Linked DNA regions of Homo sapiens: region 2 is linked to region 1. A link is an interaction called in ENCODE POLR2A ChIA-PET data of the cell type or tissue named here. Cell type or tissue: GM12878. All regions are shown on one strand.

Region 1 (5,000 bases):
TTTTTCATGAAGTTAAAGTTGAAATGAATTTTTAAACATCATTTTTATAAAATTGGAACTTGATTACTGTTAACTATGTACAAACGACCAAACATGGCATTTTCCTAGTGGTTGTCTAGAAATATATTTGTATGCCAATGATAATATGTGTTATTGAAGTTAAAAATTTGGAATATTCAGTTGGTTTTGTAAAGAATGAAATCTATTTTTTTCTTTCCTTTGAGTTTTAGACAAGGGGCTTTAGTTTCCAAATTATACTTCAGTGTGTAAGCAGGTTTAAAAATTTAATATATTAGGTTTTGGTTCAGTCAATGTTAATGTGCTTGCTTTATACAAAAATGTAATGACTGTTCCTGAAAACTTAAAAATCATGTACAGTCTAGTTTAGTCTTATTGCATTCTTAAATTCCCTAAGGCTAAAAGCTGAAGTTAACTATCATAGATAGATTTAGTTGTATTTCTTGCTGTTATCTTTTTTAAAAAACTTTGTCACATACCTCTCAACTGTTGAAGTTCTAACCATAAAACCTTGTTAATAAGAATAGGGAACAATAGCCAAATGAATATCTTGGACTCTTCATAGCTCAAGTCTGAGAGCAATATAATTGGATGATGAGAATGACAGGGAACTTGGTTCAAAGAGTCAAATTTTAGATTTTTTTTCTTTGTTAAATAATATGTTGTAGTCTCTTGGCACATTTTTCAAATTCATTCTCATAGATCTTTTACAGCAGTGCTTATTAAACCTTGTTCCCTGTCTATGTTTTTATGACATATTTTCAAATTATGGAAGTTTAAAAAATACAGTAGGTAGGAGGGATGGGACTTTCCTTGACTAGGATAAATTAGAAGTTACAAAAGGTGATAAATGAAATGAGGAAAGGAAATTAATGAAAGAAGAGAGATAGGGGCCTACCGCTTACTTAGTTTTGCAAATCATTTATGACAATTTTATGTAATGGTTTTGGTGGCCAAGGGCAGAAACAACTAACATGGGAGTCTAAGTCCCATAGGTGGTGACTTACTTTGGATTTTTACATTCTCAGTGGTTGTCACTGGGAGTGTTTATGATGTAAGAAATAGGAATTCAAACTTTTGTTTTAATTGTACTGTGGAAGAAAGTCAGCATATGATGTTACTAACCTGAACTATGCCTAATTCTGTCAGACCAAAACAAAAACAGACCCGTTTCATAAGGTTAAATTTGGGTGTTTATATTATTGTTGTAATATTTATTGAGTATGTATAAGTACCAGGCTCTTACAGAATTAACTCCTTTAATCCTCAAAACAACACTGTAAGGTAGTTATTATTTTGCTTGTAGAGATAAAGGAACAAATTCAGAACCCAAGGAACTTTTTCAGCTTTAAATTGAGAAGCTAAGATTTCAACCCAGGTCTGCTTGAATCCAAAGCCTAGTGAGTGCTCTTTTCACTCTGCTGCTTTGCTTCCAATTCTCCCTAGAAGAAATCTAGGGAGAATTCAGTTTTTTTTTTTTTTTGTCGTTGTTGTTAATTTAAAATCTTTAGTTCTTTTCAAATGCTGGGGCTTCTCTGAGTGTCTACATGCAATGATTGCTGTGAATAACTTTTTTTTGGTGGGGATTATTTAATTTTACTACAATCTGTAAAATCTCAATCATCTGTGTCCTCCCCCCCCCCACCCTTTCAGAGACTCAGAAACTCATTTAACAACTAGATGCTATAACTTGTCAAAATTTGCTTGTTGAATAACATAGAGCCATATTTCAGAGAAAGCCCCTGGTGACTACCTGCTTTTTTTTCCTTAATTGTTGCCAATGATAGCCAGTTACTAAGCCCAGCAATGTAGGTAAACATTGAAACCTAAACCCTTTTTACTATGCCTGTCTTATTTGCTCTTGAGAGAACTAATGAAAACTTAAATTGACAGCCTCTCTCTTCAATTCACATGTTTTATAGTTAAGGAAGGACATTCTTTCTAAAATATTAACATAGGGATCAACAAATGATCTCATTCTACAATTTATTGTTAGGGTACTTCAGCTAAAGTATCTTAATCTGTTAAAACTCTTTAAGGACTTTACAGAGTAGTGAAACTTTGACATACCAGTTGGGAAATGCTGCAGTATAGATACAGGAGTAATAGAATGAACTTCATTTCCCCCACCAATACCCCTCCCTTGCAATATAAAACTACCCTTAAAAATCTTTCTGAGTTTATGATTTGGATTATGAAAATAGGATGTCTTTAAAAATTTTTTCCCTCTGAACCACACATATTTTATGAATTCTTTATGGAACTTAGCATAGATGTTCATATTCATAACAGCTTTTGTGATAGGCACTATAAAAATTCAGAACTGGGTTGAGGCTTTCTGTTTGATTCACACATTTGTTTTGTAATCACTCCATAATACCTCCCTTTCCTGTTTTTATGAACTATATTTCAACAAATAAACTGTTGACACCTGGCCCTTTTACTATTTCCCTGTTTTATTTACTTTTGTGAGGTCCTTACACCAATATCTAAAGCTTGAAAGAAACAAACTATGTACCAGCAATGTTGGCTTTATCTGAACTGAAGTCTTGTACTTCACTTGCACATTTAATATGTGTAATGGTTTTTTAAATGAAATCATTCTAGGTACAGTGATTGTACAGCCAGAGCCAGTGCTGAATGAAGACAAAGATGATTTTAAAGGGCCTGAATTTAGAAGCAGAAGTAAAATGAAAACTGAAAATCTCAAAAAACGCGGAGGTAAATACAAGTGAAAATGAAACATGAATTTAAATTGCTGTTTATGACCATATTGGAAAATCGGATGTGCTTACTAAAAATACCTCCACTTTTCTGCCTTTTGTTTATTAAAAGCACTACTTAAATATAACTTCTGTTTCTCTCTGAGCTCTGAAGCAGAAAAGGTTAAGCACCATTTATCGAAACACCTTTGCCTTCAGTGGCTATTAAGTTATCTCAAGAAGCGTAGCATTTCCTTCTTCCACATGTTCTATAATACATATATGCCATAATACTATGTTTTCCCCCCAACCCTAAAATAATTTTAGATTCATGCAAAATCTTGTCTGTGGCCTACAGGTAACTTTATATATATTTAGAGTTGGATAGAGTGACGTACATCTGCATTAGTATTAGTTGGGGTATTATAAATGCAAGTCCCTTGACTCCACTCCTCACAAATTAGAATTTCTGTTGATGAGGTCAAGAATGTACTCCAGTTTGTTCTTGTGTACACTGAAGTTTCAAATCCACTAATCTAAGAATGGCAACATGGACATAAGTAGGAAGGAGTAGGGAGCTAGAGCTGATAACCCTCCCTCTGTCTTCCAGAGGCACCTCTCCCTTTGTCTGTCTATCTTCCCTTAAACACACAAACGGTGGGGAGTGGTGGCTCACACCTGTAATACCAGCACTTTAGGAAGCCAAGGCAGGAGAATTACTTGAGTCCTGGAGTTCGAGACCAGCTTGGGCAATATGGTGAGACCCCATATCTACAAAAAATAAAAATATCAGCTGGACATAGCGGCGCATGCCTGTAGTCCTAGCTATTCTGGAGGCTGAGGTGGGAGGATCACTTGAGCCCAGGTGATCGAGGCTGCAGTGAGCCGTGATTGCACCACTGCACTGCAGCCTGGATGACAGAGTGAGACCCTGTCTCAAAAAAATTAAAACACACACACACACACACACACACACACACACACACACACACACACTCTAATATTGGCTAACCATCTATAAAAAGTTTGCATCAGAAGGATTCATTTAGAAATAATAGTGGACTATGTGTCCCACTTGTTTGTGTGTGATTCTTAAATGGTGCCTATATATATTTTGGGGCAGCTTAATAAAGCCAGAATTCATAACTATAAAAGGAATGAATCTCCAAATGATAGAACATGACACTAAATTTCTAAGTAGAAGTGTAGTGAAAGCATATCCATTTAATATTGATCAGATTATATAATTGTGAAATTATAGTGAAGTTCTTATATTGGTGAAATTTTGTGTGGATTTTTATTTTAATGCTATGATTATCTTGCTGGAACCAGTAAAATATATCTATTTTTATAACATATTTTATATATTCATTTTCCGATTAAATAATTTGTAAGGTTGTTGGCAAAAATAAAGGAAATATTATATAGTCTTTTGTCCACAAAGGGGTAGTCAACTCCTTTTGAGCATAAGGAATCTTTCTGAGAATCTAGTTCATGGTAGGGAAACTGCCATTGCAGCAACAGAGCTCATTAAAGCTAAGGTAGTAGTCTTAAAATTTAAGAGAATCCTCAATTATAAAGTGATGGTAAAGATCAGTAGTAAGAGTTTCTTTCCTCTGATCATAGGTTCTCTAGAGAAGACAAATAACTAAGTGTTCTGCATTGTGTACACTTAGTGTACAGAGTGTCTAAATGGTGTTATTTTTGGGAAGGGACCCTGTAGCAGTCAGTGTCTGAAATGTGGATAAGGGCTGAAAGAATAAAAGAACCACTGTTGTTGACGAGGGTATTCCTAGTGCCACTTTGGTATGCTGCTGACATTTGGTCTCAGCTGATAAGTTTCAGGAACATTTTATTGAATGATCTGTGTAGGAATGTTTTGGTATCACGCTTAAGGGAATACATGCATTTATAGCCATCAGTAGCACTTAAATCTTTCACATCTATTTTCATCTTAATGATTTGTTACATTTTTAAGCTGTCAGAAATCACACAGGAAATTTAACACTAGGTTTACTTTATATACACATATATAGATAAATTGGTGATCTGAAATACTGAATTGGTGTAGTTAATATTTAAACTTTTTAAGAAAGCTGGTTCCAAATTGAAGCCTAACTTAGGAAACTGTCAAGAATGTAAACTTTCTTGTATTACAAGAAATGTAAGACATTACAAGAATGTAAGACAATATATAAAGTCTTATATTGATTTGGAATAATATTATAACACAAAGATACGGTTAAAGTTAACATTTCAGGAGCTGATTTTTTAAAAAAT
Region 2 (5,000 bases), 160 kb before region 1:
AGGGGTTGCAGTGAGCAGAGATCGTGTGATTACTCTCCAGCGTGGGCAATTAGAGCAAAACTCCATCTCAGGGGGCGGGCGGCGGGGCGGGGGAAGACTGAAAGAAAAATATTACTCAAACTTTATTTTTTTTAATCCTAAAATTTTAGTTGAAAATGTTCGTTTATGGGCTGGGTGTGGTGGCTCACACCTGTAATCCCAGCACTCTGGGAGGCAGAGGCAGGTGGATCATTTGAGGTCAGGAGTTCGCGGCCAGCCTGGCCAACATGGGGAAAGTCTGTCTCTACCAAAAATACAAAACTTAGCCAGACGGCCAGGCGTGCTGCCTCACACCTGTAATCCCAGCACTTTGGGAGGCTGAGGCAGGCGGATCACCTGAGATCAGGAGTTCGAGACCAGCCCGGCCAATATGGTGAAACCCTGTCTCTACTAAAAATACAAAAATTAGCCAGGCATGGTGGTGCACGCCTGTAATCCCAGCTACTGGGGAGGCTGAGGCCGGAGAATTGCTTGAACCTGGGAGGCAGAGGTTGCAGTGAGCCGAGATGGTACCACTGGACTCCATCCTGGGCAACAGAGTGAGACTCTGTCTCAAAAAAAAAACAGCCAGGCATGGTGACGGGCGCCTGTAATCCCAGCTACTCTGGAGGCTGAGGCAGGAGAATCGCTTGAACCCAGGAGGTAGAGGTTGCAGTGAGCCAAGATGGTGCCACTGCACTCCAGCCTGGATGACAGGGTGAGACTCTTGTCTCAAAAGAAAAAAAAAGAAAGACAATGTTCATTTATGGTTTGATGGATTCAGCCTGGCCAACATAGCGAAACCTCATCTCAACAAGAAATACAAAAATTAGCCAGAAACGGTAGTGTGCACCTATAATTCCAACTACTCAGGAGGCTGAGGCATGAGAATTGCTTGAACCCAGGAGGTGGAGGTTGCAGTAAGCCGAGACTGCCACTGCACTCCAGCCTGGGCAACAGAGCGAGACTCTGTCTCAAAGAAAAAAAAAAAAAAAGAACAGAAAAGAAAAGTATGGTTTGATGGATTAACAAATTATTATACCTTAGAAAATTTTCAGTATCTTGAATCAGTTCTTCTCACTAGTACTTTGAAATTGAATAATGGAGCAAAAGAGCAATTAAAATTGTAAAGTATTAATTAGTTGATTTGGGGTTTGTTGGTCTTTTAGCTTTGTCTTAAACTTTTAAATATATAAGAAGTTTAAGAAATTAGAAAATTGTCATTTTACCTCTGCTTTAAGACTGAGCATCAGCCTAAGGTTTAGTATACATTTGGAACGGATTACAATCCTGTTGGGATATAGAATGTCTTGTGTTTGGTTATTAGGATGCAAAAAGTGAACTTTTTTCAGAGTCAGACATGTATACAGATTATAAGACAGTGACTTAAGTGCTGTGTACCAGAAATAGTGAGAAAATGAATAATTTTGTCAGAGGTAAGGAATATTAGAAAAGGCCTAACCACTCCCCACCCCCCCCCCCTTTTTTTTTTGAGTGGAGTCTCGCTCTGTCACCCAGACTGGAGTGCAGTGGCACCATCTTGGTTCACTGCAACCTCCACCTCCTGGGTTCAAGCGATCCTCCTGCCTCAGCCTCCTGAGTAGCTGGAATTACAAGTGTGCACCACCTCACCTGGCTAATTTCTTTATTTTTAGTAGAGACAGGGTTTCACCAGGTTGGCCAGGCTGGTCTTGAACTCCTGACCTCAGGTGATCCACCCATCTCAGCCTCCCAAAGTGCTAGGATTTCAGGCGTGAGCCACCTCACCCGGCCCCCACTTTCTTTTAAAGTAAATATGAAACCTCAAGACCGGTAACATTGTTTACAGCTTCCAGGTTGATAATAATTAATAGACTGAGGCCACCTCTAAGTAGTAGTTATGATTTTGGAAAATATTCACATATTTATTATTAGTTTAATGTACAGTTTATTGCATGATTAATAAAGCAGACTATATAATCAGTTGCCTGATCTAAGCAACCTTTAAAATTACATTTTAAGTGTTGCAGTTATGCAGAAAAGTTTACAAAAGTTTACAGTTTGATGAATTTCCTTTTTTTTTTTTTTTTTTGGTTTTTTGTTTTTTGTTTTTGAGATGGAGTCTTGCTCTGTTGCCCAGGCTAGAGTTCAATGGTGTGATCCCAGCTCATTACAACCTCCACCTCCCAGGTTCAGGCGATTCTCTTGCTTCAGCCTCTGGAGTAGCTGGAATTACAGGCACCTGCCACCATGCCTGGCTAAGTTTTTTTGATATTTTTAGTAGAGATGGGGTTTCATCATGTTGGCGAGGCTGGTTTCGAACTCCTGAGCTCAACTGATCCGCCTGCCTCGGCCTCCCAAAGTGTAAGGATTACAGGCGTGATCCACGGTGCCCAGTCCAGTTTGATGAATTTTCACAGAATTAACACACTTATGTAACCAGAACTCACATCAATAAATAAAATTTTACCCACATCTCAGAGCATTTTCCATCATCATTCCTCCTGATTGCCACCTTCCCACCCAGAAATAACTGCTATCCTGACTGCTAACACTATGGGTTTATTTTACCTATTTTTTTTTAACTTACATAAATGGAATCCTACAGGGCTGGGTGCGGTGGCTCATGCCTATAATACCAGCACTTTGGGAGGCTGAGGCAGGCAGATCACCTGAGGCCAGGAGTTCGAGACCAGCCTGGCCAACATGACAAAACCCTTTCTCTACTAAAAAAAGTACATAAATTAACTGGGTGTGGTGCTGCGTGCCTGTGGTCCCAGCTACTTGGGAGGCTGAGGCAGGAGGGTGGCTTGAGCCCAGGAGGTAGAGGTTGCAGTGAGCTGAGATCACACCACTGTGCTCCAGCCTGGCTGATAGAGCCAGACTTTGTCTCAAAATAAAAAAAAAAAAAAAGAAAACACAATAAATGGAATCCCAGAATAAATATATATGGATTTTTTTTATGTTTATTTTTTTAGAGATGAAATCTTGTGTTGCCCAGGCTTGAGTACAGTGGGGTCACCATAGCTCACTGTAACCTCGACCTCCCAGAATCAAGCAGTCCTCCCACGTCAGCCTCCTGAGTAGCTGGGACTATAGGTGAGCACTACCACACCCAGCTAATTTTTGTATTTTTTTCTAGAGATGGAGTCTCGCCCTGTCGTCCAGGCTGGTCTCAATCTCCTGGGCTCAAACAATCCTCGTACCTTGGCCTCCTGAATTTTTAAAATAAAGTAGCAGTCTGGAAAATGTTCACCTATAACCTGAAACCCTAATAGTATAAACTACATTTACTTTTGCATATTATCTTGCATTCATTTCTATATGAATGTTTCATGGTAAGGGTGTTCATTTTTTATACTTGTAGACATGTTGTGTATGGAGTTTGCTATCTTAATATATTATAAGCATTTTCTATGTTGTATGGCCTTTATATTTATAAAAATACATAAAAATTACAAAGAAATCTGAAAATACGAAGAAAAAGAAAAGTAGTCAATATTTTTAATGTTTATATAATGGATATATCATATCCATGTTGCCCAGGCTGGTCTCGAACTCCTGACCTTAGGTGATCCACCCGTCTTGGCCACAAGCGTGAGCCACCACGCCTGGCCTTCTACTAGCTTTTAATAGCCTAGTTGTTGTATGTTATGGAATAATGTCTCCTCTATTTCTGCTCAGTTCTCCTGGAGTAACATTTAATCAGGACTGTGTAATTTATGTATTTCATTGTTTGTATTCCTCACTAGAGTGTAATCTTCTTCATGGTAGGATCTTTATTTTGTTCAACTTTTTATTTCCAACAGTTTATAGTGCCTGCCATATAGTAGGCAGTGTTAGTAAAAATTTAAAGATCAGTAAATGAAATAAAACAGTATACATAGAACTGCATCATAGCTCTTGACAGCTAAGAAGAGTACACAAAAGACCTTGAGGTATTTAGCAAGAAGGAAAGCTCATTCAAAGCAAAAGCACATAAACCATGATAAAAAGACAAGCTTTCCCCAGAGCAAGTCTCAATCATTAATCAGAGAGTACCCAGAAATCAAAGCCTGTAGAAATGATCAATCTTTGGCCGGGCATGGTGGCTCATGCCTGTAACCCCAGCACTTTGAGAGGCTGAGGTGAGTGAATCACCTGAGATCAGGAGTTCGAGACCAGCCTAGCCAACATGGGTAAACCCCGTCTCTACTCAAAATACAAAAATTAGCCAGGCGTGGTGGCATGTGCCTGTAATCCCAGCTTACTCAGGAGACGGAGGCAGGAGAATTTCTTGAACCCGGGAGGCAGAGGTTGCAGTGAGTCAAGATGGCTCCACTGCACTCCAGCCTGAGTGGCAGAGCAAAACTCCATCTCAAAAAAAAAAAAAAAAAAAGAAAGAAATGATCACATTAACAAAAGACCTTTGTGCAGCCAAGATGGCCTAATAGGAACAGCTCCAGTCTACAGCTCCCAGCGTGAGCAACACAGAAGACGGGTGATTTCTGCATTTCCAACTGAGGTACTGGGTTCATCTCACTGGGGATTGTCAGACAGTGGGTGCAGGACAGTGGATGCAGCGCACTGAGCGTGAACCGAAGCAGGGCGAGGCATCGCCCCACCCGGGAAGCGCAAGGGGTCAGGGAATTCCCTTTCCTAGCCAAGGAAAGGGGTGACAGATGGCACCTGGAAAATCGGGTCACTCCCACCCTAATACTGTGCTTTTCTGATGGTCTTAGCAAACAGCACACCAGGAGATTATATCCCACACCTGGCTTGGAGGGTCCTACGCCCACGGAGCCTCGCTCATTGCTAGCACAGCAGTCTGAGATCAAACTGCAGGGCGGCAGCGAGGCTGGGGGAGGGGCACCCACCATTGCCGAGGCTTGAGTAGGTAAGCAAAGTGGCCGGGAAGCTCGAACTGGGTGGAGCCCACCGCAGCTCAAGGAGGCCTGCTTGCCTCTGTAGACTCCAGGTCTGGGAGCAGGGCATAGCCAAACAAAAGGCAGCAGAAACCTCTG

Evidence for each region. ChIA-PET counts read pairs that join two places held together with the same protein. Peaks named below come from ENCODE experiments on the same cell type or tissue, not always from the same donor. Only the 100,000 strongest peaks of a DNase experiment are listed, where the experiment ranks them.
Region 2: POLR2A ChIA-PET joins it to region 1 with 9 read pairs; 2 of 35 experiments call an interaction of 5 or more read pairs at or near these places.

Annotation. Positions count from the first base shown.
Region 1 is chrX:77,691,563-77,696,562 of GRCh38, reverse strand. It overlaps ATRX (ATRX chromatin remodeler), which reads left to right. Exons shown (of 35, transcript NM_000489.6): 6 at 2,626-2,739. Among named protein-coding and RNA genes, the nearest start is that of ATRX, 92 kb to the left of the region's middle. In GM12878, no CTCF peak of the experiment used is centred here; a DNase peak (open chromatin) is centred at 2,742; H3K27ac peaks cover 341 bases.
Region 2 is chrX:77,846,985-77,851,984 of GRCh38, reverse strand. All of the region lies in intron 7 of MAGT1 (magnesium transporter 1), which reads left to right. Among named protein-coding and RNA genes, the nearest start is that of MAGT1, 46 kb to the left of the region's middle. In GM12878, no CTCF peak of the experiment used is centred here; no DNase peak of the experiment used is centred here.